Regions from separate parts of the Mus musculus genome. Here all the other regions are linked to region 2. Evidence: chromatin loops called from intact Hi-C (ENCODE). Cell type or tissue: heart. All regions are shown on one strand. Links, peaks and the distances in the headings refer to the core of each region. The heading gives the core; the rest is flanking DNA. Region 1 holds the start of Klhl6 (kelch-like 6). Region 2 has its middle 24 kb from the start of A930003A15Rik. Region 3 overlaps Klhl6 (kelch-like 6).

Evidence for each region. Peaks named below come from ENCODE experiments on the same cell type or tissue, not always from the same donor. Only the 100,000 strongest peaks of a DNase experiment are listed, where the experiment ranks them.
Region 1: a loop joins it to region 2, with 4 times the contacts of the local background. A loop is called at or near these places in 5 of 42 quality-filtered maps.
Region 3: it touches region 2 in a loop (2.7-fold over the local background); 5 of 42 quality-filtered maps call a loop at or near these places.

Annotation. Positions count from the first base shown.
Region 1 is chr16:19,978,584-19,989,431 of GRCm38, reverse strand. Klhl6 (kelch-like 6) reads left to right here and starts at 6,383. Exons shown (of 7, transcript NM_183390.3): 1 at 6,383-6,715. The coding sequence starts at 6,429. In heart, for the core only: no CTCF peak of the experiment used is centred there; a DNase peak (open chromatin) is centred at 6,381; H3K4me3 peaks cover 3,097 bases; H3K27ac peaks cover 2,621 bases.
Region 2 is chr16:19,902,836-19,913,683 of GRCm38, reverse strand. No RefSeq gene overlaps it. Among named protein-coding and RNA genes, the nearest start is that of A930003A15Rik, 24 kb to the right of the region's middle. In heart, for the core only: CTCF peaks have their summits at 5,215 (motif pointing left) and 6,346; no DNase peak of the experiment used is centred there.
Region 3 is chr16:19,965,870-19,976,717 of GRCm38, reverse strand. It overlaps Klhl6 (kelch-like 6), which reads left to right. Exons shown (of 7, transcript NM_183390.3): 2 at 10,619-10,784. Among named protein-coding and RNA genes, the nearest start is that of Klhl6, 12 kb to the left of the region's middle. In heart, for the core only: no CTCF peak of the experiment used is centred there; a DNase peak (open chromatin) is centred at 3,067.

The sequences.
Region 1 (10,848 bases), core at 4,344-9,343, 75 kb before region 2:
ATATGATTATCATTAGCTCTATCTTATAAATGAGAAATCCAAGACACTGAGTTTAACTGACTTGTCTAAGGTCATACTAAACAATTGATAAAAATGAGTTTTAAACTCAGGCATTCTGTCTCCAACTGATTTTCTAACTCATTCTATATTATTACATCTCACAGGAACTGATATGTGGGAGAGTTTCTGTGGATATTAAAATTAGATTTGTCCTTAGAAAGATTGGTGCTTCTCTCTGTGCTCTAGCTTCCCTATAGGAGTCCCCTAATATCCCCCATGAGGATTTTCTTGCAGGCCAATCCAGTAGCATGCTGCAAACGGTGTTACAGCTCCAGGTGCCCACTTTCTGAGTTTTTATTGTTCTGAAATAACTAAGTTGAAGAACAGTATAAAGTTTTAAAAACATATCATTAAAGATTTTGCCTTAAAGTGTCAATAGAATTTTGGACTTTATTCCCTGCTATAGTTGTCTGAACATTCTACATGTGGAGTTTTTCTGTCTACATGTGTGTCTTATGAAGTTGGAGGCCTCCTCCAGTGAAAGGCTTGGGTGAAATATCAATTCATTTCTGTGTCTGCACTGCAGAATACACAGCCTTGACATTTTGTAAATAAAATCAATTAAATTTAACTTTTGGAAAAAGACCAACTTGAAAATCCCCTTTGTTAGTATTCTTTTGTACATGCCATTAACCCAGAAAGGATCCCAAAGATGAAGAAAAAAGGGTACTGTGGTGAAAAGGTTGTATTGTCTAATTTAGACACACAAATGACTTTCTGTAATGATCTCTCATGGGGGTTATTAGGTGAGAAGTTACTATAGAACGTCCTTGGCACCTGGCATAGTAATACTCAATAAATAGCAACTACTGTTAAACAATGAAAAATTTAAATCATATGGAAAAAAACCAAGCAGAGGTAGAAATTCCCTGTAGACACACTGAAAACCATTTTTTGGTACTGGCTGATTGACATGTAAATTACTTTTAACGTTCTTAAAATAATTTTCTTTAACAAAAAGTCATACTGATAAGAAAAACCAAACATTAAAAAATTTGAGCAAATCATCAAGGCCACAGTCTGATAATACAATAAACAGGAGTTAAATTCACATTTATGTGAGTCTAGAGTTTAGGCCCTTCCTGATAGAGCTTTGCTTCTCTGTTTCCCCATGCCTGTGCTGGACCCCTAAGCTGGGCAATGGATTTCAAACTCTCTCTTCCACACTAGGTAAGATTCTTCCCCCAGATACAAACACTTAAAAATCTCAAGTATCCTCTGTGAAGATGATGGGTAAATTTTCTAATCTCAGATAGAATAAAAAATATACCTTCACTTCCCCCTACATGGAAGTAATTACTGTATCATATTTACTATATCAGTAAAGTATGGAGTCTAGAAATACTTCAGTTATTTCAAATTCAGGAATCTCTCAGTAAAGTAGATCTTAGCCTTGTGGATACAGATGACATGGAGAAATAGAAAAGCAGATCTTATTGCCCATTATTTTCCTTGTTTCTCACCTCTTATCTAGAGGCATGCTGCTGACAAGCAGTAGCTTGAGATTCAGTGGACTTGATCACCTCTCTTTCCCCTGGCTGAAGTATTTTAAGGGCGACAGGCCACCTGTCTGTTTCGCAATGAGACTGAGTGGAAGTCCCCAGTCCCTACCTCCCAACTGTCTCCTGGACCCTCCTCTTACCTCACCTGAGCAGGGCCATGGCATTACTGCTGATGTACACCAAGAATGGCCATTTCTATGGCCTTCTTGTACTCAATTGGACCTTTTAGTAAGATTCAGTGTCAGTGGCAAGGTAGTGGTGACAACAAGCACTCTATGTTGTCACTTTTTGAAGCTTCATTGCTTTGGGTCAGTTTTATACTACTAATCAACGTACTGGGGTACTTTGGGTAATTTGTAAGAAGCAAGAATGATTGGTTTGTGGTTCTGGGGGGTTCAAGAGGACGATGTTGACATGTACCTGGCCCTCACCAGCCTCAGGGCAGGTGATATCACTCTGGAAGGGGAAGGAGTACCAGCAAGAGTAGTCAGCATCACTAATCCTCTGGAGGGGATTAGGGGCAGTGTCAAGCTTATACAGAACAACTTGCTCTGTGGGGGCATCCTGAAAGAGTGAGAGCATATTTCCTTCAAGAAAAATATTAATCTTTCAGAAAGACCTACTCTTTACACACTAAGATTTCCTCGGCCATGCTGTAACCTGTGTTCATCTTGACCCTTTGAGGGACAAATTATATACAAACCATGTTATGGTCCATGCTGGATATTTCCTATGATCCTTATGCAACTCCCCAAATAATTTATTTTTGAAATATTAAAGGAGAGTCTAATGAGTTTAGATTTATCTGCTGCTTTTTCTACCTGTGTAAAATATTTTTGTTTGCTGAACCACTTGAAAATAAGTGGCAGATATCATGGTGCTTCACATATTTCTTTAAAAAAGAAGCACATGAGTACCATGCCATCATTGCATGTTGGAAACAGAACATGGATAATATCATGGAGTATAGTCCACTTTCAAGTTTTCTTTATTTACAAATGTGCTTACTAGCTACTTTTTAGGCAATATAATCAAACCTCTATGACTACTCTCATGCATAAAATCATCTTTGTGAATTTTAAATGCTCCAAGATTCAACTTGCATTAAGGATACTTCTAAGGTCAGTGAGCTTTCTTTGGGTTACTTATAAGAGTATGGATGAGGAGTTACCCACAGGAGCAGAAATGACTCAAAGACAGCCAAATTACCAAGTCCCACTACAGCAATCTTCAGTTTGTTGAAAGGGCTGGAGAGTATCTTTTCCAGGCAGCTTGAAGGGTCCTTGTATCTTCCAGGCCACTCAGTTGGCCTGAGATTCTTCTAGGTCAATGTATCTCAGCAATCCTTACTACCTGTATAAAACTGGGGAGGGAGGGCCTGGTGTATCTGCTCAGTTTTAGAGACTTTCTAAAACTTATGAGTTGTTTACTTTTTGAGCTTAAGGACCTTCCCTCTGAAGGATGGAATGTTTTACCTTTTATTAGAGCATCCTCTTTTCTTAAGATTCTTCCTTCTAGCTCCTTGGCTACTTTCTCTAGCTCCTCCATTGGGGGCCCTGTGGTCCATCCAATACCTGACTGTGAGCATCCACTTCTGTGTTTGCTAGGCCCCAGCATAGTCTCACAAGAGAGAGCTATATCTGGGTCCTTTCAGCAAAATCTTGCTAGTGTGTGCAATGGTGTCAGTGTTTGGAAGCTGATTATGGGATGGATCCCGACCCTATAGGTAGAACAACATTATGAACTAACCAGTACCCCGGAGCTCTTGACTCTAGCTGCATATGTATCAAAAGATGGCCTAGTCGGCCATCACTGGAAAGAGAGGCCCATTGGACACGCAAACTGTATATGCCCCAGTACAGGGGAATGCCAGGGCCAAAAAGTGGGAGTGGGTGGGTAGGGGAGTGGGGGTAGGGTATGGGGGACTTTTGGGATAGCATTGGAAATGTAAATGAGGAAAATACCTAATAAAAATATATATAAAAAGAAAAACATTTCTAATAGCTTGGCTCACTAGCCTCACCCTGATTATTGTGATAAAAAAAAAAAAAAGATTCTTCCTTCTAAGATAGAGGTTTTATCTCAGAGTAAATTGCTTAACAACAGGAGCTGAATATTCTAACATCTTCTTTGCAGTTTTAAGATGAGGTAGGAGACAAGGGCCTGTCATTGTTTAGTGCTACCATAGCTAGAAAGAGGATAACATAATGATTATACAATATGGCTTCAAATTCACTATTACTAAATTATTTTGTCTTCAGATCCTCTTTCTGTTTCTTTTTTAAAAATCCATTCTTACAAGATACTTTATTTTTGCTTTTAGTTTTTTATTTTATTTTTTGAGATACAATTTCATCACTTTTCTCTTCCCCTTCCTTTCTCCAAGCCCTCCTATGCACTCCTCCTCACTTGCTTTCAAGCCCATAGCTTCCTCTTTTCATGAACTGTTGTTACATATATATGTATGTACATATATATTCATAAATACATAAATACAAACTGCTCAGTCTATACAGTGTCACTTGGATATATCTTTTCAAGATTGATCATCCTGGAAGTGTAAAGTTCATGTACTCTACCCTGGGGAAAACTATTTCTCCTACTCTCAGCATTCATTAGTTGCTTATAGTTCTTTGTGTAGGGTTGAGGTTTACTCATTGCTGAGTGAATTTTCTGCCCTAAAACTGCCTGACCAGTTTTTATTTCCTGTTTTTATCACTCCTGTCTCTACCACACAGTACTAGAATTACAGATAAACACTACCACACCCAGCTCCCATGTGGGTGCTAGGGATGTGAACTTAAGTGATTCTTGATCTTGACAATTTGATGATCAACACTAACCATCACAGCTACCCACTTCTATGAGAACAGAGTCTATTTCACGTGCGTATCATAAAGCTAACTGAGACAGAAATATATAGTTAGAATATCTACACAGTACTAAAGTTTTTGCTAGCTAGACATGGTGGCACACACCTTTAATACCAGCACTGAGAAGACAGAAACCAGTAAATCTTTATGAGTTCCAAGACAGCTGGGTCTAGAGAGCAAGAACTTGTCTCAAAAACTAGCAAACAAACACAACAAACAGACAACAAGCTTTTTGCTAGTGGCTTTTGTATTTTATTGGAAGGGCCTTGTCCTTTGGGCCAGTGAACCCACCTGAGATCAGCTTCTAAATAAACCTGCCTTTATTATACTCTAATCTGGCTTAAATTGGCTTACTTCACTGGAAGAGAAATAATCTATCAGTGCTTATAAAGACTGAACTAGTTAATGATGAATCTTAGAATATATTTAGGTTGACACATGTCTTAGTTAGGTTTTACCGCTGTGAACAGACACCATGACCAAGACAACTCTTATAAAAGATAATATTTAATTAGGATTGCCTAACAGGTTTAGAGGTTCAATCCATTATCAGCAAGACAGGAACATAGCAACATCCAGGCAGGCATGATGCAGGAGGAGCTGAGAGGTCTACATCTCATTCCTATCTGGCTACATTCATTTTTTTTTTAATTAGATATTTTCTTTATTTACATTTCAAATGCTACCCCGAAAGTTCCCTATACTCTCCCCCCGCCCTGCTCCCCTACCCACTCACTCCCACTTCTTGGCCCTGGTGTTCCCCTGAAATGGGGCATATAAAGTTTGCAAGACCAAGGGGCCTCTCTTCCCAATGATGGCCTCATTAGTAGTTTTTAAGGCATGTGAAAAATAAATATAAAACAATAAGGAGTTTGGTAGATACACTCATGAATGAGAAACTGAATTTTATTTTATTGTGTGTGTGTTTGGGAGGAGGTAAGGAGCTAGAGCAGTTTTGGCCTTATGTCTATAATTTGAGAGAGTATGGTATAAGTTGTCATGAAGAGGCTCATGTCATTGTGTATTGTTTTCAGCATTACCAGAGGATATAGTTAGAAGCATTTTTATGATTTGAACCTGAAATGTCATGCCATAAGCCTATGTCTTGAACGTTTATTTGTCAACTGGTGTTATTAGGGAGGCTATGGAACCTTTATGAAGTACAGCCTAATTTGTATAATTAGGTCATTTAGGGGAAGGCCTTTGAAGGTTACTGGTACCCTTCTGAGCTACCACCATGTGAACAACATATGCCACGTGGTGTTATTGTTGGAGACTGACCCACTATCCCATCCGCTTCCAGGCATAGTGGGCAGATATCCTGGACCAAAATAAATCTTTTGTTCCTTAAATATTTTTTCTGTCAGATAATATGATCAGAACGATGTAACTAATACAGAAGACTGATACCAGGAGTATGGTCATAGCTTTCATTAAATCTGAGCATGTGATTCTTAGGCCCTTGGAAATCATTTGCAGAAGGAAGATGGAGAAATTTGAAGGTATGTGTTAGAGAAGCCCTAAAATTCAGAAAGAAAGTTTATAGGGATATTCAGAAGAAAGGTAAGGCTCCAAAGGGGTCTCAGATAGTGGGAGACAGAGAAGTCCCCCTATGCAGTTCCTCTCTGAAGTCTTAGTTGTTGATGCAGGTATAAGTAAACAGATAATAACTGGAAGCAGAGGTTTGCGTGAGGTGGGAGAGGACTAAACCGTACTCCCGGGAGACACAGATAAGCTACCTTCCCCCCCCCCCCCACCCCCACCAGATCCCTGATCTACGCACCCACTCAAAGACATTCCTAACCCTGTGACAGTCCACAGAAAGAAGAGGAGGAGTTGGTGGTGTTTGTAGTAACAGGATGAGAAAGTGTGAGACTTCCTGTTATGTATGTGTGACAGCTGGTGATAAGTGGAGGGGCCTGTGCAGGAAATCCGTTCAGCTTCTGCAGTGTGACCTCCCCGAAACTTGGCAGCTCCTTTAGTCTAGACGTTGATGGCAGGACAAAGAGGCGCCTGCACCATGAGCGATGTGGTAGAGAGGAGCTTGGAAGGACCCTTAGCACTGACTACAGACAAGTCCTCCCAGAAAAGGGGAGACTTGGTGGAAATATTAACTGGGGAGAAGGTAAAATTTGACGACACGAGACTTTCTTTAATTCTTCAGAACGGCCTGGAGACGCTGAGAGAGGAAAATGCTTTGACAGACGTCATCTTGTGTGTGGATGTTCAGGAATTCTCTTGCCATCGAGTGGTGCTTGCTGCAGCCAGCAACTATTTCAGGTCAGTCTGCTTTGAATCCGAGTCAAACTGCATGTATATTGCAAGGAAAACATCTGTAGATGCGAGAGCTCTGTAATCTACAAGACTGAGCAAGCTCAGTCTGATTTGTTTGCTGTTACATTTATGGTTATATATATTCTTACATAGAGTATGTTAGGTATCATGTTGTATTATATATTACCTTATGTACTATGTATAATATAAATATGTATGCTTATACACTAAGGTTTGTGCCTACTTAAAATGTAAGAAAGGAAACTATCAACCTTTAGAATTTTGATTTAGGTCAAGAGAAACTGGGACCATTTAGAAGCAGTATTTTATTATTTATTACTTGGAACCTTTCATCTCATCCTTGGTCTGATTCCACCATTCGGATACTTTTCTTTGAAAGACTTAATTCTCTGTCTTAATATCCTTTATCATCTCTTAGAGTCAAGCTAACATACTTTAAAAATATGTTTTGTTATCTTTTACCTTGACAAGTGTACTTTGGGAATGATAAAATTGAAAATATGCTTTAAACACACACACACACACACACACACACACACACACACACACACACACCACACTATGTCCTTGATTTTAAGGGTGTGACGTTACTTAAGCCAGGGGGATTTTTTTCCCCTCTTTCTTCAGTTTGACTAATGTGTTTAAAACATGATGTTGTCTTTGTTCATCAGTAGAGGTAGAGAAAAAAATGTGGCCTCACTCTTGGAGTTATCACATAACGTGCTGAAAATTAGGGGTTTCTGGTGTACAAGGAGTGGTGGGAAGGACAAACAATGCAAGAAGCCTCTGGATGTGAAAGGCTCCTGAGGTGTCATAGTGAGATGACACTATGTTTCCATGTCACTTGAGCCCTTTCTTGGCCATGAGATTTTAGGCGACTCTGAATTTCAACTGGTAGATGGGTATAGTGACAGTTTTCTTTTATCATTGTTGTAATGATCCTCTTAGTGAAAAGATCTCACACAGTGCCTGGTAGATACATTTGCTCATAAAATCTTTGTTGAAACCTTGTATGAATACAGCTGGACCAGCATTGTCAACATTAGTGTGGTAATGACAGAGAACCAGTGAGTAAGGATGGTGTGGATAAGGGAGGTGTTTTGGAAAGTAGGGGGAAAAAAATCACTTTATTTTTAGTGAGATTTTCCTACCTTTCAGTTCTGGTTGAGGATTTTAAGAAAATAACATGTGAATATATATAATATTTTCAAAAATCACATATTTCAAATAAAATATGATTATACATAATCAAATATATAAACATCAAGCAAGTACATATACATATATAGCTCAGATCATTCATTCATATATGTATTTGTATTTTATTTGGGGTAGTTAGGAGAAAGTTTTTCTTTAGAATTCAAACAACAGAGTTAGACAGTTGTATGTAAAGAACTCCCATATGTTGACAAGGCCAGAGGCAGAGCCTATGTGAATTGAGGGAAGTCATGACTGCTTTCTACCACAAACAACGGTCACTGGTTTCGCTTTGCACTGGCATGATAGAGGTGACAGATGCCCCCTTTTCAGATGTGGAAATGAAAACTGCACATTACTTACCTGGCCATTGCAGGAGCAAGGATTCCACACATTCTAAGAGTCTTTGTTTTAACTGACGTATGAGTTGCCACTAAGTATGGAGCATCATTCTATCTGCAGCCTATCTTGGTAAAATATAAGCATGGTCATAAAAATGGGTTGACACAAACACACTGCTTAACCTGCCCCTGTACTGGCCACTAGATTTCCCATTCAGGAGGGAATGAAAGTCAATTTGTCTCAGTGCCCTGGGTATTCCTTTTCAGTTTATTCTTTATGTTTTGAGTCACTGAGAAATTGCTATCATTGGTTGGTAGTTTCATAGATGTGTTTGCTTGCTTAGAAGACAGGACTATTGGCTGGCTTCCCCTGAGACATCAATTTTTTTCTGGTTCTTGGGCTTCTCCTCATAAACAGAAGGTGCTTTAGTTCAGATATGTCCTTGCCAGTGCAGAAAACACTCTGTTGGTCCTCAAGGCCAGTATGGCAGTAAGAAGCTGGAACACACACAGGTGTAAGTGTCTGCCTGTGGATGTAGACTTTCTTAACCTTTCTTTTGATTTACATCTAGGTATTTCCAATGTAGTTTTCATCCTATAATGGATACAGGTCTGGCTATAGGACTCTGTTTTCTGTTCATTGAGCAACTGTGTGGAATAGGCTTTGTATCACATGCACTTAGCCCATTTAATGTGTACAAAATTTTGTGTTCAACAATTTTGTGCATAATAATATTGTGCTTGTCTTACACATGGTGGGGGCTGAAGTCTAGGTGCCAGTTAATTAAAAAAAAAAATAGTCAACTTGAATCCTAAGACCAAGGATCAGCATTGGGTCTGACAGTGACTCACTGCCTCTTTGCTTTGTTTCTAAGGTTTTGGAAGGGGTGAGACATCTGTTAAAGTCGTGACACCACTGAAGAACAAAATTAGCAACCTCTGTATATGGTACAGAGCAGGCACCACTTGCCTCAAACTCTGCCCATGGCCTTGTCAATAAATATATGGGAGTTGTTTAACTCACAACAACCTGCTCTTCCTGCTCATCGCACACATAGAAAAGCAATTGCAAGAATTTATTTGTGCACCAGAAGAATGGTAGGGTAGGAATGTGTCAGCCAAACAGGGACAATATTAGTCATCCAGACAGTGATTTCCCTTTGTGGACCTATTTTAAAGTCTTGGGAGAAACAAGGAAGTTGGAGAAAAATGTGTTTTGTGAAGATTGAGAAATGAACAAAGGAGAGTAAACCTCAAAAGTTAGCTTCCTGGCTCTGTAAATCGGGGAGGAACTGTTTGGCCTCTCTAAGACCCAGCAACCATATCTGCAGCTAAAGATTTGCAGGTCTACATTTGAAAGTGAGTTGTCATAGAATGCAAATAATAAAACAGTTCATTTATTCATCTGTTTGTTTAAAAACACATTGAATGTGGCAGTAAGTCAGATTTTTTTTTTTAGAAATGCCTCTGGCTTATTTGAGAAGATAAATGTACATGTGTAGTAGTATGTATAGTCTTGAAAAATCCCCTCCCAAGCAGTGTAGAGAAGCAAACCCAGTAAAGAAACAGGTGCAAGGAGGTCAGGCAGTAGTTGAGATCTTAACCGTTCAGCCTGTGTCAGGAGGAGCTCAACGTCTACAGAATCCTGAAGGCCATAGTACAGAGCAGAGGTTCTCAACCTATAGGTCATGCCTCCCCTGGCAAATCTCCAATTCCAAAAAAGATTTATATTATGATTCATAACAGTAGTAAAATTACAGATTCCAAGAGGTAGGAATTCAAATAAGGTCAGCTTTAGCACATTACTAAATCATAGGAAGACTGGAATGAGGCAGAGACCAGGAAAGGCAGAATTCCAGGCCTTCAGGATGCCACCTCTTTCTCTCTCTACCTCTCCCCTGGCTGTACCTCCTGTTGGACTTCTCAATTCAGACTTCTGCCACATGGTTGAAGTTTGCTTTTTAATAGACCCGAGACTCATTTCTTGCAGCTTTGACTGCAGAGGAAACTAAGGGATTTTCTCTGCTTTTGGTTTAAAAACACCTGCGAAAGATGCTGATTGGCCTAGACTTCAATTACCATTCCTAGACCAATAATTGCATCAAGGAGTTAGGACACAATGATCAATGGCCAATTTAGGATCTTGGCCAAAGAGATAGGGGTGTGTGTGTGTGTGTGTGTGTGTGTGTGTGTATACGTGTGTGTGTGTGTGTGTGTGAGAGAGAGAGAGGGACAGGGTGAGGGGGAGGGAGAGAGAATATTCACATACCACATGAACAGCATAGTCTGAGTGAATTCTGGCTAGGAGAGGAAATGTCCCAGACAAGTTAACACTGAACAAAAAGAAAAATAAATATCTATTAAAGACAGATAGTAAATTCTGCTTTACTTCCTTTTACTGGCCAATTTACTGTAACTTTGTATTGCTTTGGCTGTCTGGAAGCTCATGCATTAATTACCTTATCCACACTTTCAATGCAAAGGCTGTACTAATTACATGAGTAATGATACCATTACGATTTTAAAACACGATGAAACTGAAAACTAATGGCTTGCATGAGGGAGCTATGAAAAACATAA
Region 2 (10,848 bases), core at 3,352-8,351:
CAGGAGACACAGAAGTGAGTGCATATGTGAAACATTTTTGCCAGTGTGCTCTATAGAGCTTAGATTTCCCCATCCTGCAGAGAGCCACAAAAGTCTGTATATTAGGCACCTTAGATCATTCCCCTTGATTTCTACAAATCAGGTCCAGCTATTGCATAGTATTAAAGGTTAATATTTTCTTTGCCCAAACTTTTTTTTATCACCCATCCAGTTTGAGGCCAGTGAATATTGTAGTAAAATATTAGCCTCTTTTAAAAAAAAAAGGTTTTCAGGATCCAACTTATTCTAACTCTTGAGGCAATTTCATAGCAGCAAGACTAAGCACAAATCAGTGATGATTCTAAGGGCAGAGAGACAAGCTCTAGAGCCTTGGCAGTGGACTAAGGCAGCCATGTTTGAGTCAGGATTCTCTAGGGAACACAACCAATAGAATGAACTTACCATGTCAGATTTAAAACAGTAATAACAGCAGTCTTACATGTACCAAAATAAAGTGTACTATTCTGCCTTTCTCTAAAGTGTTATTTATAACCCACCAAAACCCAACTAATGCACCAGACAAGTAATTGTCTACCATCAGGAGTCACAACATATACCCGAAAAACAAGGCTGGAGGGTGTGGACTGTGCAAAGATGATGAGAGGAAAAAGCTGGTAAGGTGTGATTTAACCCCCACAGCAGCACTCCATTAGAAACAGATGGACATATCTGACTGCAGAGAAAAACACAAGTCTGACCTTAGACATGAGTTCTGTGGGTGAAATTCTATTCTTTCATAATGAAAATGTAGTAATAGGCATATCTGTTGAGTAATTTCCCAGAAACACAAGGCCAAGTGAGAAACAGGAAAAGGGAGTAGGGCAGGAGCAAGCAAATGTAGGGTCTGAGGTGTGGCTGTAGACAGTGATATGTGGTCCATCATCTCTAGATACTAGGTTTTAGTGGGCACAGATGCTGTATGCTTTCAGCTGCCAAAGTGCATCCTGGGAGACTGCTGCTGTCTTAGTTAGGGTTTCTGTTGCTGTGATGAAACACCATGAGTAGGTTGTCAAAAACAACTTGAGCAGGAAAGGGCTTATTTGGTTTACATTCCCGTGTTCGTCAGTGAAAAAAGTCAGGGCTAGAACTCAAACAGGGCAGGAACTACAGGCAGGAGCTGATGCAGAAGCTATGTAGGAATATTGCTTACTGACTTGCTCCTCGTGGCTTCCTCAGCCTGCTTTCTATTAGACCTCAGAACCAGCAGCCCAGGGATGGCACCACCACAATGGACATCTCCTACATCAATCACTAATTAAGAAAATGCCCTACAGGCTTGCCCATGGCGCAATCTAATGGAAGCATTTTCTTAATTGAAACTCTCCTCTCAGAAGCATCCAGCTCGTGTCCAGTTGACAGAAACCTAGCTATCACAGTTGCATTCTCATGACTGATTCACTGTGGAAACCCAGAGAAAAAGGCATGGTGTAGACATTGTCCTAAGTCCTAGGCAGACAGTGCACTAGGAAAATGTTGGTTGAGCCTTCGTGAAGTAGCGCACAGATAGTTACTGAGCACCTACTGTATGCCAGAGACAAGTGTAAGCACCAGGGTTCCACAAGAATGTAACATAGAACCCAACTGCTGTTAGGTCACAGGACCTTCAGCAGCCTTCCCTGTCACAGGCAACCTTCAGAGACATTGTCTGTGGATTCCTGGTTATCAGATTGCTAGGATAAACAGGGACTTTGACTGGCAAAGGTCTTGTTTCCACCCCTTCCCTGACTGGGAATCAGAGAGGCTTGACAAAAGGCTGGGAAACCACCTCACCCGCTGAAAAGTATTAAGAGATTCTCACTTCTCCACACGGGCCATGATTTCTTCTCTGCAGAGCTGTATCACGCTGTCTAACTCTGCTGCTGGGTCCTGAACTTTCCTTGGAGCTTCCACGATGCTGTTGTTTAGTCTGTCTCTGTCCATGGCATTAACAACTCTTCTAATAAACTCTTTACCCCAGCAATCTGTCTGAGTGTCGCTCTTGAACTTACATCTGAGACCTTTCAGGTTCCATCTGTGAACGAAGAAAGTTCCTGCTGTCTAGCTTCAGATAACCAAGTGGTATATACAGTATTGTGACAAATGTATTTGTTTAGTAGGGGAACATCATACCTATCACTTGAGATAGTATGAACAGAGACACCTTTGCTTGGACAGAGACTTGAGAGAAGGGAAAGGGTGAGGCCTTCAGCTTACAAGTCCAAGTTGGCTGCATTAATAGGTGGTTTTAGAAAATTGCCTCCAAAAAAAAAAAAAAAAAAAAAAAAACACTAAAGTTTTGTGAACTCAACAAACTTTGACCTCCTGAATCACTGATCTTGCTGATTCTGTGCTCTGGACACTCACATCCAGATGAGCTGTGGATGGCTCTTCAGAATGCTTGTCACCTGTCCTGGGTGTTTAGGGTAATCATCTCATATGACAGAAACATGCTGATCACTGCCCATAGAAATGGGAATAGATGTATTCAGACCACATGCATTCATTCCTTCTGAATCCTACTGGGATCAGGAACCAAAGCCCACACTTCTACAGTCAGTGACCTCCAGGAAGCCTAGATCCCACTCACTAAACTACAAATTATGTTTGACCCATTTTTATCTATGTTTCTGCATCCATTTATTCAATCATTGATGAAAAATATTTAAAACAAGCTGTATCTCTGTTAAACATGATGACTTTCTTTCTTATTATTATTCCCTAAAGAATGTAACAAATCAATTATATACATAGCATTTGTATTATGCCAGATATTAATTTAGACAAGATCAAAATATTTGATATATATATGAGTTATAGGCAAATATATTATTTTATATAAGGAACATCAGTGTTCTTGTATTGCAGCTATATAGGCACCTGATCCAAGTCCCACAGGTACTGAAGGGCAATACTAATGCAAATTCTTAGACATTAGGAATTAATTTATTTTAAAAACAGACACTGTATAGAGAATATCTTATGTCTGCATGCACGTGACACCTGTCAATAATAAATATAATGGCCTATGGCTTAGGCAGAAAATAGGAGGTGGAACATCCAGGAGGAGAAAGAATTTTAGGATAAAGCCAAGTGGGATATTTGGCTCAGAAGATGTGATGAGATGGGCACATGGTACCTGATCACAGGTAACTAGCCAAGTGGAAGATTGTAGGTTAAAATAATTGGGCTATTTTAGTTATGATCTAGTCAGAGTAGAGCCTAACTATATGGCCAAGGTATATGTAAACATATTTTGAGTTTGAGTCTTATTTCTGGGAGCATTAGGCTGGAAGGAAGAACTGGACTGAATCACTACAGGAAACAATATTTAGGTGTTAAAAATGTTATTTCCAAGTGACTTTAGAGAATGCATCTTCTTGGGAGGTGGGTTACAATCTTCAGTGCAAAACAAAGTCCTTAACATACTTCTGCCACTTTTGTTCTGCATACTTATGTAAAGAAGCGTTCCTGGCATTGGCAATTACAAAATAGTAAAAATTTTGTGTGCAGTAAAAGTGTTACCCCAGAAGGCTGCCTGCTGCATCAAGGGCTTCCAAGTTCCAGTGGCCACATCTTGAAAGCAGGGTAACATGAAGGCTTCTTTAGGCTTTCCCTTCATGACTCCATTTACCTGAGAACTCTATGACTGCAGACATATAGGTACATAAAATATGCATAAACCCAAACATTTATGAATAGAAAACAAAGTTTATTTTAAAGTTATTTAGTATACACATTTTACTATTTACTTAGGAGAAAAGCAAATTCAAACACTAATGAGGTAGATTCTTTTCTTTTCTTTTCTTTTCTTTTTTTTTTTTTTCTTGTTTTTGGTGGGGGACAGGGTTTCTCTGTGTAGCTCTGGTGATCCTGGAACTTACTCTGTAGATCAGGATGGCCCAGGATCCTCAGAGATCTGCCTGTCTCTGCCCACCAAGTTCTGGGATTTAAGGTGTGTACTACCACTATACAGCATGCTTGTTTATTTTTACATAAAGAATTAAACCTTGGGAGAATATTTGGCATAGCAGGGCACAGAGCATCTTTGATGTCTTTAGATTTGGCTGAAATTTTTTTTATTAGATATTTTCCTCATTTACATTTCCACTGCTATCCCAAAAGTCCCCCATACCCTCCCCCCCCTCCCCTACCCACCCACTCCCACTTTTTGGCCCTGGTGTTCCCCTGTACTGGGGCATATAAAGTTTGCAAGTCCAATGGGCCTCTCTTTGCAGTGATGGCCGACTAGGCCATCTTTTGATACATATGCAGCTAGAGTCAAGAGCTCCGGGGTACTGGTTAGTTCATAATGTTGTTCCACCTATAGGGTTGCAGATCTATTTAGCTCCTTGGGTACTTTCTCTAGCTCCTCCATTGGGGGCCTTGTGATCCATCCAATAACTGACTGTGAGCATCCACTTATGTGTTTGCTAGGCCCCGGCGTAGTCTCACAAGAGACAGCTATATCAGGGTCCTTTCAGCAAAATCTTGCTAGTGTATGCAATGGTGTCAGCGTTTGGAGGCTGATTATGGGATGGCTCCCTGGATATGGCAGTCTCTAGATGGTCCATCCTTTCTTCTCTGGCTGAAATTTTTATTAATTTGTAATTGTTAATGCCAAGGATGCTTCTTTACATAAATATGCAGAACAAAAGTGGCAGAAGTATGTTAAGGACTATTTTGAGATAGGGTCTCACTGTAACCATGACTGGTCTGGAACTCAACACGTAGACCATGATGGCCTTGAGTTGCACAGATCAGCCTGCCTTTGCCTCTCAAGTACTGAGACTACAAGCATATGCCACCATGCCTGGCTCAACTAACAGTTGCTGTTGTGGTGGTAGTGGTGCTGCTGCTGCTGGTGATGGTTATTTTTGTTGTTCTCTTTATGAAACTTAAGCAAACAACTCAAAGAGCAATCTTAGAAGTTAGGCGATCTAATGCAGCGCACTACGGAAGCTAAGCTTGACTATCTGACGCTCATGTGCTAAGGAATAGTGGAAGAAAAATGCTAAGTATTAGTTTGGCTGTGCTTGCATGCATCAGAAAGTGTTATGTATGTACCATGAAAACACTGCACAGAATGTTTTAGCTTGAATGCATTAAGAATAAACTTAGAGTCAGGAAGCTCCACCCACCACAGGACCTTAACTGAGGAGCTATGAACATTGTTGGCCCTCTGCTGGGCACGTTTGTACTCAGAGCTGAGGAATCTCAAGGAGTGTTTTCTGGTTCCGTGTGGCATGGTGGTGTGTGCCATAGCAGGACAAAGTGTGCATGTTATGTGCTTAGAAATGAAAACTGCAGTGTGGTTGCAGGACCAGCACTGTCAGAACACCTCTGATTCATTATGTTTTACCTTGATTTTTCTTGGTCATCTTGTGTCTAGAAACCTTTTACAATTGCCAGAATTTTACCTGTGGAGTCATAGCCCACAGGCTAAGAAGCTTACGATGATGAGGGTGCATGCCTGTAACTCTAGCACTTGGGAGGAGAGTGGAGGCACGTGGAATAGTTCCAGGTTCAGTTACAGGGAGTGAGGGGGGGCAGCCTGGGCTATATGAGACTGTTTCACAAGGTGACCACAACAAAACAACACAGAAGAATCTGGGTAATAGATTGTATGTAATATGTTTTGAATGAGAATTTTATGAGACCATTCTCAAAAGATGTTTAGCTCACTGCCCAATGTTGTAAATGTTCCAAACACATCAGAGGCTAGAACTGTCCTTATTTGACTAAAAGCTCCCAGGCCTGAGGACTTTCTTGTCAGTCTCTGTGTCTTCAGCATGCAGCACCCATCAGGGACCAAACTAAACACTCAACAAATATTGTTGCATCAGCATCTGCTGGGAATCGTGAGTAGTAAACTATAAAGTTCTATGAAACTGACACCCAGCAATTATCCCATTATTACTGAAAACTCTTTTGTATATGAGAAAAACATAGATTTCCATACTATATAATGTTTTGTAAATTCACAGGACAGTGTCCTATTCATACCATCTGGCCAGAAAGAGTGGGTAATGTTTTCTATACAAGCTCTGTCTGCAGTGCATCCTGACCCAGAAAACAGTTTTGACAAATGCCATCTTGTGTATCCATGTATGAACTCTGGGTGTGAATTGATGCTGCCTTGGTTGAGAAAACTGAAACACAGAGAGGTTGTAGCATGGAGATATTGTCCTGACCAAAAAGGCTTATTATTAACATGTGATATATGCAAAGCCATACGATATGTGTCAAATGAAAAGAAGGGCTGGAAATGACTTCAAATTGCACTTTCAGCCTTAGGATTTTCAGGCAGAAAGTAGGTTGCACTTTTAAACGTGCCCACCAGAGGGCCAATCATGTTCATAGCTCCTCAGTTATGGTCCTGTGATGGGTGGAGCTTCCTGACTCTAAGTTTAGTATTAATGCATTCAAGCTAAAACATTTTGGTGCCTCATGTGAGGAATTTATCACACTGTGTGAGGAATCCTTAATGACTTAGTTTAAGCATTTTTGAGCACCAGATGTGAGGAAAGAGTAGCCCTCCTTCATAGGAGCACATCTGGATGATCCTTTGTTGGGGATGCGAATTTTGGATGTTGCAGTTGCCAAAAGAGACAGAAGCTCTGAATCTCCCCAAGGATCCCACTTTGTCTGGCTAGAGTGGTGAAAGTTGACGAGATGAAGGGAAATTTGGGCATCTTAGGCTGGTCTGATCTGGTCAATCTTAGGAGCAGGGATCCATGCTCTATAAGTTCCCTTCCAGCCCTAACTCTCTTATTTACTTATTTCTCTTTCTTTATCAAGACCAGCCTGATTCTACTTCGAATCCTGTCACAAAGAAAGAGCTCAGCTTTCCCTAAAGTGGCTGCTTTTTCACTTTCTTTGTCCCCCAAATATCACAGGAAAGCACAACAGTTAAGAAAATTTCTTAAAGAAGTTGAAACAAAAACACTAAAGCAAACCTGCAAACTTTCATTTTTGGGAACACCATATATGCACAGTTCCTAAAGGGCCTCCTTTTCCAGTAGCCATTTTCATGGTGCAGGACAGCAGTCCTTTCACTTCCTGCTACATCAGTAAACAGATCTCTTCCTGCTCTTCCCTGAGGTTGCCTGGCTGGCCCATCTATAGCAATACGCTCAGATTTCACCTTAAAAATATTCTGGCTTTTCAATAATTTTGGATGCAAAGGATGGACATAATGCTTCTCTGATGATAAATATATAATGCTTAAAAAGTGCTTAGTTTTATTTATATAAACTTAAAAGCTTTAAAAATGTTTAACTATTGGAGATTCTTAAATAAGAAAATTTCAAAACTGATTCTTAGTTATCTGCTATCCCTCATGGAGCTTCCCAACAGGCTCACAGACCTTGCCACCACCAGGCCTTAAAATAAGTATCTGAGTGTGGTAGTTTGATGACAATGGCCTCCTTATATGTTTGAAGGCTTGGTTTCAAGTTAGCTGAACTGTTGGGAAGGATTGGGTGGTGTGGCCCAGTTTGAGGAGATGTGTCACTGGTGGTAGGCTTTGAGATTTCTAAAGCAATCACCAGGCTCAATCTTTCTCTGCTTCCTGGCTACAGATCAGGATGTAAGCTCGCAATTACTGATCTGGTGTCTTCCTGCCTGCCACTATGCTCCCACCACAATGATAATGGACTAACTCCCTGAAATTATAAGCAAGCCTCAAATTAAATGCTTTCTTCTATAAACTGCTTTGGTTATGGTGTCTCTTCATAAGCAGTAAATTGTAGGCACTAAAAAGAAAAAAAAAAAAGCTCCAATTCTAACAATAGCCCTAAGGGCTCAGGGTGTTTCAAATGTAAGAACCACAAGACCATTCCTTTCCTAGAGCAGATAGGCTTTTCACTAAGAGAAGTAAACTCATAAACAGCTTTTAATGAGAAAGTAAACTCAAAATTATCATGCTGTTGCTATTGAATTAAAAATTACTTTTTACTAGTTTGTTGCACTCTAATGATGAAAAGAAAATTACCTTTTCAGTAACTACTCTCAATGATCAAACACCTATGGGTTGATTAGGGTTTCTTGGGGCAGTGGTTCTCAACCTCCTTGACATTGCTGAAGGAATGGTTCTGATGCTAAGGTCCTGTTCCCCAATTGGTTCTTGATCTGTCAGTAAAAAAGTCATGGGACAATTGCTAGGTAGAAGGAATAGGCAGGACTTACAGGTCCCTGGAGGCAAGAGACAGATACAAGGGGGGGGGGGGGGAGAAGGGGAGAGGGGAGGGAAGGGGGGGAGAGTTCACCATGCTTCTGATGGAGAAAAGGTGACCAGTCATGTAAGATCTCAAATGGAGTAGCCACACAGGCTGCTCCTACAGGCAGGTGGTAAAGGGTGTTTAGCAGGCACTGGATACAACTGAGGTGTGGAGATAAGAATATTGATAATGGCACTCTTTCCCAGGCAGGAGATAAACAGCACCCAGCAATTGTGTCAAAGGCAAGTAGAAATTGAATAACTGTGTGTGTCTGTGTCCTTTATCTGTAAATTCAAGGGAAGCTGGATAGGGGCTGGTAGCATGGCCCTTTCCCAGATCTTAGGCAGGGCAGCAAAGCTACATGAAACAGATGGCACCCAATGTGGAAGTCGAGAATCCACTATTCATTTAGGAGTTCTCAGACTGATCACACACACAGTGATAAAGGTCTAGGAAGAGGGGAGAATTGTTTTCTTATTAAGCTGAGCAGAGTGAGTCATGTGATGGCTCCAGTGTGCAGGAAACTTAAACAAAGGAACACAGGGAAAGCCTTAGCTCACAGATCTTCTGCTGTGAAAAGACGCAGGATGACTGCTCTGAGGCAGAGAGCCAGACAGAAAAAACTGCCTGATTCCTACAAGCAGATAATCAAAATATAGGGATAAATAAAATTTAATTCCATTGTTTTTAAAGTAGAAGTGAGTATAATAGTAATTGTTTAGATGTTCTTAAGTATATAGAAATATTAAGCTCCACAGAAGGGAGAAGTAAGGGAGATTGAGTGAAAAAAATGCTTTAGAGAAGCATGGCCTATTCCTGGAGCTTAGGCAGGGTAGCAAAGCTACACACAACACATTGCCACCCTTCAAAACCTTATATTGTGGTGACCCCCTACCATAACGTTATTTTGAATGTCTTAGGACAAATACAAAAATACTTAAAAGATGCTTTCCTCTCTACCACCACTTGTTGCTTGGCTGCTGCAGGGTCAAGTGGTCAAACAGCACCTTCTTCACCAGAGGTAGGTGGAGTCTCAGTTTCTGTTCTTGTCAATCTCTCAGTTCCTATAGAGATGTCTTGTTTTTTCTTGGGTCACCTTCCAGATCAGAATAAAGAAAGGAACCAATCTGAAAAAGGCTTTTAGGATGGGGTTCATTACCACTAAAACCATTTGTCAAAGATTTTGGTCCAGCTATGCTTCCCATGAGGCATGTAGGTGGGGGTAGGGTAGGTTCCTGAGTCTATCCCAGGTCTTCTAGGGGCAGGGATGCTGCATGTCTGTGGAGCGCCTTTGACCTTAAGGTTCTAAGCTTCTGAGGCAAAGAAGCAGGGCCTGGGCTGTCAGAATAAAAAGTTTACATCATAGTAACAATCAGTACTAAGGTTTCACAAAAGAACTAAAAATAGCTGAGCATGGCTGCCCTGAACAGTCCCAGCATTGCAGAGCTCTATGGTCTACAGGTGAAGGAGATAACCCAGAGACCTTGTCTCAAAGTAGAACTCCTGTTATGAGCCAACTCTCTCACCCTTGCATAAACAGTGAAGACTAAGTGAACAGACCACAGAGGTACCTTTATATCTGTGCTCATGGCTGTACTAGGCACAACAGTGAGACATGGAGGTAGTCTAGTAGTCTATAAGTCCATCAATAGAATGAATACAGAAATGTGGCAAATATATAATGGAATGTTACTCAGCCATGAAGAGAAATGAAATCACAGTATTTTGCAGAAAAATTGAGGGAACTGGACATCATTATGTGGAGTGAAATAAGCCAAGCTCAGAAAGACAAATATTGCACATTTTCTCTCATATATGGAACTCAGAATAAAGTTATTGTGTACACATGCATGCTTGAATAGCATTTGTGTGAGCAAACTAGACAGAAGATGATGAGAAGGGAATGAAGAGATCTTAAGGATCTGGGGAACAGAGAGTTATGGGACATGAGTGACCTAAAAGCAGAAGGGGGTGCTGTCTGGGGCAGGGAGGCACTGACTGAGAAGGGGTACAGAGAAGGACACAGGGAGAAGGGGACATATAGAACAAAGTATAATGACACATACATGAAAATGGCATAATGAAACCTGTTTCCAATATTAACTTTAAAAATTAATAACCAAGATAAAATTCACAGACTACATGAAGCTCAATAAGAAGGAAGACCAAAGTGTGGGTGCTTCGGTCCTTCTTAGAAGGAGAACAAAATACTCACAGGAGCAAATATGGAGATAAAGTGTAGAGCAGAGACTGATGGAAAGGTCATCCAGAGACTGTCCCACCTGGGGATTCATACTATATACAGTTACCAAACCCAGACACTATTGTGGATGCCAAGAAGTACATGCTGAAAGGAGCCTGAGATGGCTGTCCCCTGAGAGGCCCTGCCAGAGCCTTACAAATACAGAGATGGATGCTTGCAGCCAACCATTGGACGGAGCATGGGGTCCCCAATAGAGGAATTAGAGAAAGGACTGAAGGTGTTGAAGGGGATTGCAACTCCACAGGAAGAACAACAGTATCAACCAATCAGTCCCCCAAGAGCTCCCAGGGACTAAGCCATCAACAAAGGAGTATACATGGCTCTAGCTGCACACTTTGCAGAGGATAG
Region 3 (10,848 bases), core at 975-5,974, 65 kb before region 2:
ACATTGTTTTTAAAGCTTGTTTTCTATGACATGTGGAAGTCATATTGATTAAGGCAAATCTGGGAAAAAGAAGAAATATTTAAAGACTAATAAATATGTACTGAACGTTCTTATGTATCGAGCTATAAATTTACAGGAAAACTACCAGAAGTATTTTATTGACATTTAAACGTACTATCAGTTCTTTCTTCTAGGCACAGATGTTAAAAAGTCATTGTGCTTGTACCACATGTTGTCACTTATTCTTTATTTCCAACTCCATTACATAGTGTAAGCATTTTCCCTGTCATTCTATACTTTCTATGGGCATAGTTTAATGATTTCTGTCAAACTGTGGATGCATTGTAATTCACTTACTACTCAATTGTGAACACTTCCATAGTTATTGTAACAGCTTTTTGTATAAAGTTAAATACTTTGAAATTGGCTAGGTAAAGTTCTAGGTGTTGGCAAAAGGGACAGAAGAACTTGCTTATTCTGGAAGCAAATTTGAGAGACCATAGCCTAGGAACATAGAATACAGTTTCTTCCCGAGTTCCATGCTCCAATGAGGTAGTAATTTCATGAAGCTTCTATAGAAACAGAACAAATGAAGTAATGGGTCCACATGCTTGCACAATACACTGATGGGTACATTGGGTCAGTATGTTCTTACTAAGGTGAGAAGCCACAGCTATATGCCCTGGATACTAACTGTTGAAATTCTTAGCCTTTCTGTTGGAAAAAGTTACATTCCAAAGATTACCTAATAGTCACGAAGACATTAGGTTATACACAGAAGAGGGCCATAAATGGCTATTGAGGGCACTAATGATACTGCAACATAATTTGGGACTGGCAACATTCCAATCTCTCCACAGTGACTGATGTTCTAACCAATCAATCGTCCCTTGTAGCCACAGTTTCTTTCCAGCAGTTCTCATTCTCACAGGTATGGAGCAATGGACTCAAATGATATCAATATTTGAAGACAAATGAAGCCTATAGCTTAGTCATCACAAAAGGCTTGCCTGCTCCGAGGCTCGCAGACAATCAGAAGTATCCCAGAAGGCTTCTGTATGAGTTTCCTCCCACTGCTCAGTAACCCTGAAAACTGTATTGCAACGTTTGACCACAGTGCAGGAAGTACTATAGCTATTATATTCAGTATCCTGTGTCACCTAGATTAGCTTAGGCTTTTGGGGTGCTGTACTTTGAATTTTTAAAAAGTTCTCTATGAAGGAAGACCAACTAGAAGTAGAGATTCTTTCACTGTGTACTAAAGAAGTCTACATTCAGCGCCAAAGCCTGGCAAGTGTCATAGGTGCTGATTGGAGCCCCAGCCTTGGCACCTAAGCACAAGAAGAGCCTGCATAACTCCCTCTCTTCCTCATCCTGCCCTTCCTCCCTCTCTGGTTTTGCTATTGCTCTCTAGCAGGAGTACCCAACTTTCTCCTCTTGCCTTCTGGCTTCTGTATCATGGACAGCAAAATCTCAGGCTTGTGGTCCAGATCAGTCTGGCAGCTGGCAGTGGGAGCACTCTGGAACATTCATATGACTAGCACTGTGCTCCACAGTAGGGATACTCTGCTACTAGCAGATTCTCTACATCTTGGGATGGAGATGTGGACCAAAGTCTATGTGTAGGGAAAGCTCAGTTAAGTCTGAGGCTGGTCCCTATCTTCTAGATAATGAAGTGGCCATCACAGCGAGCTTCTACATGGTCCTGTGTGAGTTTGGGACGGAACATAGTAAGAAGAGCAAGAATATGGTATTGGATGCCTAGGGTTGGAATGTGGTGGTAGACGACAAGCACCAATGCTCACCTAGTCTAATTAAGTGCCACTCTAAGCAGACCTCATGGAAGTGGTCTGGGAGGCAAATGGTATTTGGTTAGGGCAGTGGCTCTCAACCTTCCTTATGCTGCGACTCTTTAATACTGTTCCTTATGTTGTGGTGACCCAACCATAGCATATTTTCATTGCTTTTCCATAACTGTGATTTAACTACTGTTATAAGCTGTAATGTAAATAGCTGTGTTTTTTGATGGTTTTAGGTGACCCCTGTCAAAGGGGTCATGACTCACAGGTTGAGAAACATTGGGTTAAGGGCAGGCAGGCTACGTTTCCAGTGGAGGGTGTGAGATAAACTGAAAGGCAAATTGAGTCAAGCAATAACCACCATGTGCATAACATAGAAGCGCAGGTAGGAGAGCAGAGTTAGCATCAGCACCTTGGAGGTCTGATTCTAAGAACCAAGTTCTCATCACACTATTACATGTATCTGTGCAAGATCATGCTGTAGTTCACTGTTGTTTACACTGTTGTTATAATAGAGTGTAGGTCAGAGTGTGGAGTGGAATAGTTTAATCTTCTTAAACTGTCCATGTGGGTGTCTTCTCATGTCTCTGTCCATCTGACAATTATTAAAAAGTGCTTGCCATGGCATTTAAAAAAGACTAAAGTGTACTTACTCATTTATGTTTTAAAAGTCTAGGTATATTGGTTTTAGGTACAGATGGATCCTTGTGTTCAAGTTAATCTCTTTCTATGTGTTTCTGTCTCTTTGTGTCTCCTTTCCCCTCCTCTTGCCTCTGTTAGAGAGGAGGAGGTCACAGATATCTTTGTATTTTCATTTCTACCAGCTCAACAATTTCAATGGGAAACAAATTTCTTATAGTAGTAGATCCAGAGAAGTTTCTGAAACTGGCTTTGCTTGGATCCACTTTGTTCTGCACTCAGCCCTAACTAATCACTAAGGCTTGGGAGATGTATTATATGGACTTGGACTATGGTCACCACTGGCCCAAGAACTGAGACATTCAAGACTATGTAGGGGGAGGGGTGGGTCACAGTAGGAAACCTGATGCTCCTACTAAACAGAATAAGAATGATAGTGAGCAAGAAAACAAGAATGGCCATCAGATCTGTGTCTGGATCATCACCGGAGTCTGTATAGAGTATTTGTTATGTTCTATTGGGTCTGATCTTGTAAGACAGAACAGGCCTTCCTGTCATAAATTTGGATGATAAGAATCCTATGGCTTGCTGAGTCACCAGTATTGCCCTAGTGGGGTTTTGAGGGTTCTGGTTGCACAATAAGCAAGCCAACTTCTGCTTCCCCAAAGCCATATGTAGTGACTTTGAGGAGTGGTCAACTTGAACCAGAAGGTTGGCAAACAGAAGTTCTTTTAAGATCTGATACTATTTAAAGTCAGTGAAGGGAATGCTCAGCTTTAAGCTCCTTTGTCACTTTAGTTCAAATGCTTGTTCAATGGCTAGAAGTGTTAAATAACCTGACTTTAAACTCAAGAGAGAAATGTGGGATGCTGTCTATCAGATATGTATCTGGAGTTGAAAGAAAGATGTCTATGAACTTTCAAATGCTACTCTGAAGATACATGTTAGGTGTTTTTTTTTTTCTATAACAAATATCTGAGGCTGTGAACTTTAATAATAATAATAAGGGGTTATATAGTTCTGGTGGTGCAAAGGCATAGATAGTGATAGCATTTTGGCCTGGCTCTGGCCTTGACAGTCAGTTAATAGGTTATAAGCTGGGAGTATGTCAGGGAGCAAGGTCCCATGGTGAGACAAGAAACCAGACAGCTGTGGGGGTAGGGCCAGTCTTCCTCTTTCAAATAACTCTTTTTGGACAACTGAGCAGTGTCCCATGAGAACCACATTGGTTCTTAGGATGATTATGTCCTAACAGACTAGCTGCCTTGGTACTTGGTTTTTGAAAGGTTCCAGCACATGTACACTGCTGCATTGAGGACCATGCTTAGAACACACAAACCCTTGGGGAATAAAACCACAGCAGAAGTTGCTCTTCCAAATGTGAGTGAATTTGCATGCATACAACAGACAAGAACACATCTCATGTTATTATTAATAAAGCTTTTATATCAGGCTGTTAATGGAAACTCTGAGCTCCAGTGAACTGTGCTACCTGAGTACAGGCTGCAGTACCTTTTCTCAGTCTGTTAGCTAGAGACATAAGAGGCCAAGGCAAGGCCTGGTAGCATGAGCTTTTCAGGCTGAGAAGATGAGGAGGTTGCTTGTCCCTCTTTCCTTTGTGAAGAATCCCTAGGCCTGATGGGATCCTGGGAGTGCTGGATCTCAAAAGATGTAAGAGAACCTCTACAACAAAAACAAACATGAATTTCCAGGTGAATATTTGTCCTAGCCCTAGCCAGTTATTTTCTTAACTTTGATCTCTATTATATCTTCTTGTTAGGTGGGAGCCCAAAGGGGTCTGTGCTAGGGGACCCCCCACCGCAGGTTCTCTTTTGGTAGCTGTGCTCATTTGAGTGGGAATATCCCTATGGGCTCACATACTTGAATGTCTGATCTCCACTTGGTGGAACTATTTGAGAAGAATTAGGAGGTGTGGCCTTGTTGGAGAACTTATGTTGCTGGGTGGGTTTTGAGGTATGAAAAGCCTATGCCACTCCCACTGAGTTTTCTCTCTTTGTTTCATGCTTGTGAATTAGGATGTAGGCCCCTAGTCCTATTGTTCCAGTGGAGTATATTGTCAGGCTACCTGCCATGATGGTTATGGACTCACCTTCTGAAACGCTAAGCTCCCAATAAACTTTTTCCTGTAAATTGACTTGGTCATGGTAACGTAACACATCAATAGAAAAGTAACCCAGACAGTAGCTCAGGCTTGCCTTAAATGTATGTTGCTTCAGCTTCAGTTTGGAACTATAGGCAAGCTCTATCCTGCTTGAATTAGGGCAGTGGTTTTTATGGTTTGGTTTGCTAAGGAATCATGAGGACCAGAATAGAGTCTAATAAGATGTCTCAAACAAACCCCATCCCCAAAGATTTTAACTCATTTGGTTTAAGCCTGGTAAAATTCAGGATTCTGTTCTTCTGACAGGCACATACAGTATTCAGATGTGGCTGATCTTGGAGCTTAAATTATGATTGATCCATTAAGGTTGTTAGGAGAGTGAGGCTGAGTGTTAGGAGAACAGAAAGCTTCCCCTTCTGAGCTTGGATTAGGCACAAACTGCACCCAAACATAGCATCAAATGATCTTTCAGGTGTAAGTTTTAAGAAGACAAAATGGGGAATGCTGTGTTAGAATGGGCTAGGATGAGGTGGTATATTTAATTGGACATGTTAATTAGGTAAATCGAAGAGGGTGTTTGATTGCTGGATTTAAATACTTTAATAGCTGGACCTTCATAGTCAGTCTCAGGAGGAGAAAGTGGCCAAATATAGGAATAGATCTTTGTGGCTAGCTTTTGGAATGTAATTAAATGGTTTTAGTAGAGAGAGGGGAATGGGGGAGAAGGGCAAGGCCTGCCAGAGCCATGCTGACCAGAGTCCTTTCTCTGAGGGTGTAAGTAGGACTTCAGAGAATAACTAGAGACTAGAATTTGGACTAAGATGAATGTCTGTAAGCTTTGTTTCGTTAGAATTGGCTTGGGGAAAAGGTCAGAGAGTTAAGAGCACTGGCTACTCTTTTCAAGAACCTAGGTTCAGTGCCCACATGATAGTTCAGTACCCCCAATGCTTCTCATTGTGCATGTGTGTGGAGTACACACCATGCATGCAGAGAAAACATCCACATTTTAAAATAAAGGAATTAATTGAAAAAAAAAAGGAATTGGGTTAGGAAATAAAAGGTTTTGGTGCTTGCAGCTCAGCATTTTTGGCTGCCATAGACAGCAAAACCATGTTACCTTCCATCACAGCTGGATCTTCTGACTCCTGATTTCTTGCAATGGAAACTCCTTTGATTGACTACCCTGAAACCATATTCCTTTCTTAACAATGCTTCTCATTGTGCATCACATAATGAAACTAAAAATAATGTCTTAACCCAATTGCATATATATATGAATCCACACACACTTGTGTGCTCACACACCACACCACACACACACACACACACACACACACACACACACACACACACACTTGCACACATACACTCGCACGCACACACACACTTTGAAACACAGTTTAGATTGATCTTGATTTTAAAATCCTCTTGCTTCAATTTTCTGAGCACTGGAATTGCAGGCTGTAATTCTGTGCCATCTACAGACAACTACTTGTTTGTACACTCGAGTTGAATTTTATCCACTTTGTAGTAAATGTTAGTACCACAGCACAGAATATCTTAGTGAAGCAGAGAAGTTAATCCTTCATATGAAGAGGATGGCAAAGGGATTAATAGGGAACTAAGTAGGGACAGGCATGGGTTAAAATGTGTAGGACAGTAGATGTGACTGGGGAGTACTTGTTTATAGGCCTGGTGTTGAGGCATACAGGTCGTAGGTCATTTGGAATTGGTGAAACGTTCCACCCGTGACATCTCGGGATACTCAGGAGCTTGCAGAACTCATCAGAGTAGAAAGTGGAGTGCTTGTGGAGATTTATCTCTTTCAAATTCCAAGTCCTGAGTGTCTGATTTCTTAGTGGGAGGAAGGACTCCTCCTTATCCTCTGCAGGATGTTTGACAATTTTTGGAGTGGCAGATGACTAACAAGAAACAGTTCTATGGATCTCGGAAAGAACATACATCAACTAGTTCACTCGCTCATTTATTTACTTATTTTCTCTAGAGACCGAATCTCTACTGGGTCTGGATCATTGTTGTAGGCACTGGGGATTCAGCGACAGTCAGTTCATTCTGTTCATATAGTAGCTGGGAGGGTGATCATTAAATTAGTGAACAAGTAGGTATATAGTGCAATGTCAGGTTGTGAGGATCTACAAAGAAAAGGAAAGGAAAGGAAAGGAAAGGAAAGGAAAGGAAAGGAAAGGAAAGGAAAGGAAAGGAAAGGAAAGGAAAGGAAAGGAAAGAAAGGTGGAGTGATTATTTTAGGTTGGGTACAGCATGAAGGAGAGCATCTTTGAATAAAGGAAGTTTGAGGAGGGACCTCAGTTGAAGGCTAAGCCCCATGGACACTGGAAAGCTGTGTGATCCAGGCAGCGTTTTTATCTGGGTCTGACTTCATGTAGATGAATCATGGGTCTGTGGCTCCATCCATGGCTGTGATGGGAGACTCGAGTCGTGGCGCATGGCTACGTCCATGTGGTAGGAGATATGCTGAATGACTCAAGCTCTCCACTGAGATATCATTGATTCACTGTATTGGGCAACTGTCTTTCTGTTCTGAAACTATTTTTGTTTTAAAATGAGGATCTCATACAAGTTGGTTCACATCTTTCTAGAAACTACTTTTTATTATGCAATGTTTTACTTATATGCTAAGGGGTACATTTTTTATTATTTTTATATTTGTTATTGAGAGAGGTGGGGGCATGGGAGAACATGTGTGTGGGCTCATGCATGGAGGTCATAGGACAATTTCTGGGAGTTGGTTCTATTTCTACCTTATGGAATTCAACTCACACCTTCACATTTATCACTAGTCCTCCTTCGGCTTCTTCTTTTTCTTTTCTTCCTTTCTTTCCTGTTGGATTTTCCCTGTCCAATTATATTAGGGTAGCAGGAGGCCTGTGATCAGACAGGGAAAAGGGAGGCAGCACTAAGAGTTGCAGAGATGGAGAGCATAGCAGGGAAAGAGAGAGGAAGGCAAAATGGAGGTGGACGTGAACCAGTGTACCTTGATCCAGCCACAGGTAGTTATGATATCATAAGGTTAGAATAATTGGGATAAAGCTTTTATCATTATCAATTGGCTCTGAAATTACTGAATTGGCATCTTGTAAATTTTGATTTTATTGATACATAAATCCGATAAGTTAACCATAATTATAAGTCTTAAGAGTTTTGATTCTACCAGGTAATTGAGTGTTGGGGTGGGCGGTCATTGCATGGTAGTGAGAGGAACTTGGGACCTGCAGTCTGGGGAGTTGGTTGGTTAAAGACAGAGCCAGCGGGACCGCAATGGTGGCACCATGTGTGGGAATGTGCCAGTTCTGCCAAGGGACATGGGAGTTCTGGAACAGAGAGATGACTGAGTTGAGATCACCCAGCTGGAGCCATGTGGCCCAACAGTGCAGATGCTAGAGTGGGAACATGCTGGCTCACTTTTTTATTACTTCCTGCAACTAACTCTCTCTCTCTCTCTCTCTCTCTCTCTCTCTCTCTCTCTCTCTCTCTCTCCCTCCCTCCTTCCCTCCCTCCCCCTCTCTCTTTCTCTCTCTCTTTCTTTCTTTCTTTTTTTCTTTTCTTTTCTTTCTTTCTTTCTTTCTTTCTTTCTTTCTTTCTTTCTTTCTTTCTTTCTTTCTTTCTTTCTTTCTCTTCATTTTTTCCTCCTAACTTTTTGTCATTATTGTTGTAAAACAGGCAAGCCTTCAACTCACAGATATTTGACTGCCTGCTTCTCAAGTTCTGGGACTAAATGTGTATGCTGTCACATTTAGCCTAAAAAAAAAAAAGGGAAATATATCTATGTGATCCTCCTATCTCTGCTTGTTTGACATATCCTACTGGCAGGTACCATCACAGCCTGCTATTATTCTTAATTATTCTTATTTCTTTAAGTTAACATACAAAGAGTGGGGTTTATTATGGCATTTCAATCCTTCCCCTTTGGCTTTTTTTTTTTTTTTTTTTTTTTTTTTGTGAGATAACTTCATTTATCCCAGGGTGAGTTTAAATTTGCTATATAGTGGGAGGGTGGTTGGCCTTGAGCTCATTATCTTTCTTACTTTACCTCCTGTGTACCCGGATAACAGGCATGTGCCACATATGCCTGTGCCATTATTTATTCTTATGCATCACCCCCTCTATATCCCCAGTCCCCCCCACTAAGAGGTAAATTGCTAACAACCAAGCTGGCTGTGCTACCACAGAACAGACCCAGTTTAGTGGACCCAGTGTTGATGCTGAATTAATTCCCTGATGTTTGACTTTGCATCCTACTGATTTTCTTGAGTATTGTCCCTTTTTTAGGCTCCAGGTAAGGGCCCTAAGTTCTACTTATAGTGTCTCTTCTGTGACTGGCCACCATGGAGACCAAAATTTGTCCATGCATGTGTGAGTATGAGTCTCTGGGTGCAGCAATAGCTGCCTGGGGGTTCAGCCGATGAAGAATTTGTTGGCTTAGTTTTAATTCCCTCTTACTTGTGTTCAACATGGTGGTCATGGCCAAGGGCAATGACAACATGTCAGAGGATAGCAAGGAAATGCTGAGACTTTGGGAGTCAGATGTGCACAGAGACCTGGAAAGAAAGGCACTTTTCTTATACTTCTTTTTTTGTTTTCTTTCTTGTACCCATAAAGGGTTTAGGAGTTAGTGTCTTTAGAGTGGTGCTAATATAACTGTGGCTCCACTTTTGCTATAGATAAAGGTGGACAATGTGCAGAAACCCTGAAACTGGGGACCTAAGAGAGATCAGGACACATGCTGGCAAGTCAAGGGCTGAAGTTGTATATGACCTACTCAGAATTTGGATGTCAATTGTCCCTAACATGCTTGTGTTTTTGAATGCTTAGTTCTTAGCTTGTGCTTAGGTTGTGCTGTTTGGGGAGGATGTGGGACCTAGTTGGAGGAACTGGGTATCTGGGAGCAGGCCTCCTTACTTACTGCCCAGCTTCACTTCCTGTCCTATCTCTGCTTTCTGATTTGAAAATGCAAGGAAGTGGCTCAACCTCCTGCTGCCACAACTGTCCTTGCTGCTGTGCTTTCCCTCCCATGTGACCTGTGCTTTCAAGGCAGGAGCCAGAGAATTCTTTTTCCCTTACATTGTTTCTTGTTATCTTTGGTTGCAGCAACAGGAAAATTAATTAATTTATCCACCAAACACCATGTCTCTCACCAGCTAAAATCCCGCCAATCTGGCCTGGAATGTCATACTTGTTTGTGTTTTTAACTGATGTATGTGGTCTTACATATTCTTCAAATACTTCAGGAAGGTGGGAATTTATCAATAACCATTTGCATTTTCTCATTTGCATTCTCATTATGCCATGATGTGAATGAGTCTAAGGTTTGAGAGGGCTCCAGCCTTCTGCCTGCCACAACCATTGGGCAGCACTTTTTAATTTTTTGGCTTTCTTCTGGGCTTTTGAAAAATCAGGTTGCTTGAGAATTACCTGTTCTTAGAGTCTCCTTGACTGTCTCAAACAGAAGGCTGTATGTGATACTACAGTGCCAAAGCAATGTCTTTATCTTTTGTTGAGGCAGATGTGAAGTGTGTCCTCCAGTCCTCGAAGGATTAGGCTGAAGCAACCTTCTCTAAGCATCTGGTCTTGTTTGGTTTCCTCATGTACTGCTTCTTGCATGCCCAATTCCCTTAATTTTCTGGGAAATCCAAGTGTGGGCTAAACTGGAGTAGAATATCATCCACTGAATGTGATTCTAAGAGAGAATTCAGAAACTACACTTAGGAATGTTGTTCAGTTAAGAGTACAGATGATCCTAGAGAGACTAATAATATGGCACCTTGAAATACAGTGACTTCATTTAAGAACTTTTCTTTGTGTTAGGTGTTGAATTAACATATTCAAGAAGAGACAAAGAACCAAGAGGGACGATCTCAAGAAGTCCGCAAGTGAAATGACTGTTTCTATGTTTGCAATCAGTTCAGGTCCTGACTTTGGGACTTCACTGTTGCAGGAGGGCAGATGACTTTAAGGGGGATATGTTCAGGTCTGGAGCACAGGGTCCTGAAAAGATTCACATCACAGGTCTCTCTTCTAGGGCCATGTTCTGCAACGACTTAAAAGAAAAGTATGAGAAGAGGATCATTATTAAAGGGGTGGATGCTGAGACCATGCACACTCTCCTGGTCTACACATACACAAGCAAGGCTCTGATCACCAAGCAGAATGTTCAGCGGGTTCTGGAGGCTGCCAACCTTTTCCAGGTGTGTGACCAAACACTTTCCATTCTCTTTGAAATGAATAAAAGCAGGGAGCTCTCAGAGACCT